Linked DNA regions of Homo sapiens: region 2 is linked to region 1. A link is a loop called in an ENCODE intact Hi-C map of the cell type or tissue named here. Cell type or tissue: endothelial cell of umbilical vein. All regions are shown on one strand. Region 1 overlaps WBP4 (WW domain binding protein 4). Region 2 overlaps MTRF1 (mitochondrial translation release factor 1).

Region 1 (2,500 bases):
CTTACGAAGCATGCATAAATACTAATTGTTATCTAAAACTTTTTTTTTTTTTTTGAGACGGAGTCTTGCTATCGTCCAGGCTGGAGTGCAGTGGCACAATCTCGGCTCACTGCAGGCTCTGCCCCCTGGGGTTCATGCCATTCTCCTGCCTCAGCCTCCCAAGTAGCTGGGACTACAGGCACCAGCCACTTCGCCAGGCTAATTTTTTGTATTTTTAGTAGAGACGGGGTTTCACCATGTTAGTCAGGATGGTCTCGATCTCCTGACCTCGTGATCCGCCCGCCTCGGCCTCCCAAAGTGCTGGGATTACAGGCGTGAGCCACCGCGCCCGGCCCTAAAACTTTCAAATTAATGTTTCATCTAATTTAACATCATAAACAGTTGAATTTATCAGAACAGCTATAACATTAATGTAACTTTAGGAGAGGCTTGTTTTTGTTTTTTTAATTCCTGTTATCATTAGCTCATTGCATAGCATTAAATCTTTTAGGAAGAAAAGGCCCTTTTAACCTCCAAGTAGATATTTAGCCTGCCCAGTTATAGCAATGTTTATATTCCAGTACAATTGAAGGTTGGGATTTTTATACATATAAAATAGTATAGTGATATAATATAGCTTTAGAGTTAGACAGATCTGAGTTCAATGCACAGCTTCTTTCCTTACCAGCAATGTGACTGTGGGTGTTACTGAGCCTATAGTCACTCTTCAGTGAAATAGAATAAACATGCATGCTCTGTAAGGTCATGAATGTCATATGTCATAAAGTTCCAATAACAGTGCTTGGCACATAGTAGGTGCTAAATAAATTACTCCCTGAACTGGCGTGGTGGTTCACACCTGTAGTCCTAGAACTTTGGGAAGTTGAGGCAGGCGGATCACTTGAGGTCAGGAGCTCGTGACCAGCCTGGGCAACGTGGTGAAATCCTGTCTCTACTAAAAATACAAAACCTAGCTGGGCGTGGTGGCGCTTGCCTGTGGTCCCAGTTACTCGGGAGGCTGAAGCAGGAGAATCGCTTGAACCGGGGAGGTGGAGGTTACAGTGAGCTGAGATCACGCCAAATAAATAAATAAAAATAAAATAAATAAATTCTTGAAAGTTCTATTGTTAACTTGTGTGAAATGTGGATTAGGAAAAGTAATGTTTTTTCATTAATCCTGCCAAGAACTCTGTATTAATTAAGGTGCTGTATATATTGGTTTGCCTTGAATGATTTTGGTTTATTCCTGGACCAGAATAATTACTAACGGCAGCCCCTTTCACTCTTAAAACTCTCCCAGTTGAAAGTAGGGAATTAATTACAAGGTAATTAGAAATATTATTGTTTTACTAAAAGCCCAATGAACCACTGGATGGCAGTAGAGTTCAGTCAATTGAGATTCCCATTGCTGCCCCCCCACCCACCAAACCACCATAATAAAAATGAGAATTTAATATTCACTTAGTGCTTCACAATGTAATTTCACTCCATGAAAATCTTAGGAATTTTTTCTTTTTTTAAATTGAGACAAGGTCTTGCTCTGTCCCCCAGACTGGAGTGCAGTGGCACAATCATGATTCACTGCAGCCTCTATTTCCTGGGCTCAAGCAGTCTTCCCGCCTCAGCCTCCTGAGTAGTGGGTACTGCAGGAATATGGCATGATGCCTGCTAACTTTTTAATTGTTTGTAGAGACAGGTTCTCGCTATGTTGCCCGGGCTGGTCTCACACTCCTGAGTTCAAGCAATCCTCCTACCTCGCCTTTTCAAAGTGTTGGAATTACAAGCATAAGCCAGCACACTGGGGCCAGGAAAGGAAATCTCTGTGATAAGCAAGTTTCAGGAAATCTCTTGTTTGCTCATTATCAATACGTTTCCTGAAATTGGTGTCAGATAAATTGTGAACCGTTAGAAATATCACCCAGTTCTTAGGTCTCTCATTCCATTGGAGTTATAGTTTACACATCTAGTAAATCCGGGCTGTTTGAAATCAATTTCTGAAAGATACAAGAGCAAGAGGTTTGAGAACTCTGTTATCTTCTTGATCAAGAGATAGTATGAAATACATACAGTATTGTCATTTAATAATTGTAAGTGATAAATGTTATGTTGAAATTACATCTGAATAGAATTAATAACTAAATAACATGACTTTAAAATGTGTTGAGCAGAATCCAGATGGGAGAAACCTGATGATTTCATTCCACACACTAGTGATCTGCCTTCTAGTAAGGTCAATGAAAATTCACTTGGCACCCTAGATGAATCCAAATCATCAGATTCGCATAGTGATTCTGATGGGGAACAGGAAGCAGAAGAAGGAGGGGTCTCTACAGAGACAGAAAAGCCAAAAATAAAGTTTAAGGTAGGTTTTTAAATTTTACTCTTCACATCAAATTTTTTTTTTTTTTTTTTTTTTTTTTTTGAGATGGAGTCTTGTTCTGTCCCCAGGCTGGAGTACAGTGGCACTGTCTTGGCTCACTGTAACCTCCACCTTCCGGGTTCAAGCAATTCTCCTGCCTCA
Region 2 (2,500 bases), 150 kb after region 1:
GCAAAAAGTTCCAAAAACGCTCACATTCTTTCCTATCTACCCCTTCCATTTGTCCAACAGCTGTTGCCCTGGGGTTAAGATCCTTATCACTTTTCCAGCTTCATCTATGATTTGGTTCCTAAGTTATTCACTCTTTTTTTTTTTTTTTTCTGAGACAGAGTCTTGCTCTGTCGCCCAGGCTGGAGTGCGGTGGTGCGATCTTGGCTCACTACAAGTTCCACCTCCCGGGTTCATGCCATTCTCCTGCCTCAACCTCCCCAGTAGCTGGGACTACAGGTGCCCACCACCATGCCCGGCTAATTTTTTTTTGTATTTTTAGTAGAGATGGGGTTTCACCGTGTTAGCCAGGATGGTCTCGATTCCTGACCTCGTGATCTGCCCACCTCGGCCTCCCAAAGTGCGGGGATTACAGGCGTGAGCCACCGTGCCCAGCCAATTATTCACTCTTACTAGTCTCTTTACTGTCCTTCACACAGATTTTAATGTTTTACTACAGCTACCTTTTTTCATGCTGTTTTCAAACTTTGTTCCTTTCACTACTATGGAATGTCTTCTTCCAGTAGACTAGTTAGTGATTATTAGAGCTTACCAGTGTTATTTTCCTTATTACTTCTGAGTCTGGCATGCTAGTTTGGTTAGTGATATATTATTATTTAGGCCAAAGTCAGATATTTTATAACTACAGAAGCCAGTTAGTTACCTTCCCTTTGTTTCACAACCGAATACTATACTATGCACCTATGGTCCCATCTAAAAGATATTACTGGTCATAAGAATGTGGCTGTCTCCGAAAAAATTGTCACTACTAGAAAAACAACTGAAAGAACATAGTGTAATTAGAACAATATGGCCAAACACGTTTCGTTAATACTGTGTGTTTCCGGAGGAAAGGGAAATTAGCAAATATTTTCCTCCTTTTCAACATGGCTATGTTCCTAAGCAAGATAGCCTTATCCTGCTGAGGAGACAGAGGATGTGGCATAAGACATACAGAAATTGACAAACATATTAACCTTGTATAACTAGGACTTTTTTACAAGGTATATTTCCCTTGTAAAACTAGGACTTTAATTTTGAGAATAGGATGGGACAGAGTCAAGTGAAAGAAGCCTTAGGTATCACATGGCACCAAGGAAAAACATCAAAGATTTCTGTCTGCTGCCTTTTCCACATAGTCCTTTATGGGACCAGTTCACTTTCTCCTTCAGTGGCAACAAAAAAGACATTTTTCTGTGCTTCATCATTAATATATTTATATATTTATGTCAGTGGTCTTTGCTGGATGCGATTTAGATAGGTTAATGTTCAAACAATCTTGACCGAGTCTTTTCCCCAACAGCCTAACTGTAACACCTCAATCTAATGAAGACACATTGTGGTAGGGAGAATTCTAAGATGCCCCCTGGTGTACACACTGTGAATAACTCCCTCTCAGTGCAGACAGGACCTGTGAAAATGATGGAGTATCATTCTAGTGCCTAGGTGACTAAGCAGCTGACTTTGAGTTAATCAAAAGGAACATTATCCAGGTGAGCTTGACCTAAACAGGTGAGCCCTTAAAAAGGCCCGAGTCATTCCTGCAAGAAGAGATTCAAAGTGGGAGAGAGTCTCTGGAGGTAGCCACTGGGAAACAACTTCCAACAGTATTTACGCGCTGAAAAGCAGCCTCCAGCTGACTGTCAGCAAGGGAATGGGGGCTTCAGTCCTACAATCGAAGGCAATGGCATTCTGCTGGCAACCACATAAACTTGGAAGAGGACCCCAAGCTCCAGAAGAGTATGGAGCCTGGCCATGCCTTGATTTCAGCCTTGTGAGATCCTGAGAAGATAACTAAGCTCAGTTGTCCCTAGATTTCTGACCTACAGAAATCATGAGATAATACTTTAATCATGGGTACTGCTTTAAGTTGCTATATTCGTGGTAATTTGTTACCTGTCAATAGAAAACCAATACCCATGTATATATGCAGACTGAATATACGTTCATGCATTGTGATTGCATAACGAAGAATTTGGAATTTAGAAAAGACCATTGTTTCAAAATGGCATAAAGATCATTATTTTTTTAACCAGCAAACTAATAAAAGTGTTTGTAAATTTTAGGGTGGCTTAATGATTTAAATTACTTGGTAATATTTTAGATATACTTGGTAATATCTACATATATGTTCTAGAATTTGACTATATTTTCTTCTGAAATCAAAGGTAGGCAAAGCATACTCAGTAGTATTACCTTAATATCACGAACTTCATATGCTATCCTGTGGTCACTGACTCTATCCTGGGTGAAATTATATGTCCGAATTCGCTCTGACTGGGCTCTTGTTCCCACCTGTGCCATAACAAAAAGCAATTTATATTTTACCTTTATAAATGTCTTCATTACAATGGAAAAAGCACTTGGCAAATGACCATTTCAACAATTTAGATACTTTCTAAAAGACATATATACAAAATGACAAAGAAAAAGAATGGGCAGAACTTAATGTTTAATACTACAG

The links. A loop is a pair of places that touch in the nucleus more often than their neighbours do. Peaks named below come from ENCODE experiments on the same cell type or tissue, not always from the same donor. Only the 100,000 strongest peaks of a DNase experiment are listed, where the experiment ranks them.
Region 2: it touches region 1 in a loop (20-fold over the local background); 97 of 110 quality-filtered maps call a loop at or near these places.

What each region holds. Positions count from the first base shown.
Region 1 is chr13:41,073,897-41,076,396 of GRCh38, forward strand. It overlaps WBP4 (WW domain binding protein 4), which reads left to right. Exons shown (of 10, transcript NM_007187.5): 8 at 2,148-2,341. Among named protein-coding and RNA genes, the nearest start is that of WBP4, 14 kb to the left of the region's middle. In endothelial cell of umbilical vein, a CTCF peak has its summit at 1,364 (motif pointing right); a DNase peak (open chromatin) is centred at 1,365; H3K27ac peaks cover 551 bases.
Region 2 is chr13:41,221,024-41,223,523 of GRCh38, forward strand. It overlaps MTRF1 (mitochondrial translation release factor 1), which reads right to left. Exons shown (of 10, transcript NM_004294.4): 9 at 2,233-2,331. The region is part of intron 3 of KBTBD6-DT (KBTBD6 divergent transcript); the gene reads left to right. Among named protein-coding and RNA genes, the nearest start is that of KBTBD7, 28 kb to the left of the region's middle. RefSeq lists a silencer at 1,327-1,376. In endothelial cell of umbilical vein, a CTCF peak has its summit at 1,419 (motif pointing left); a DNase peak (open chromatin) is centred at 1,408.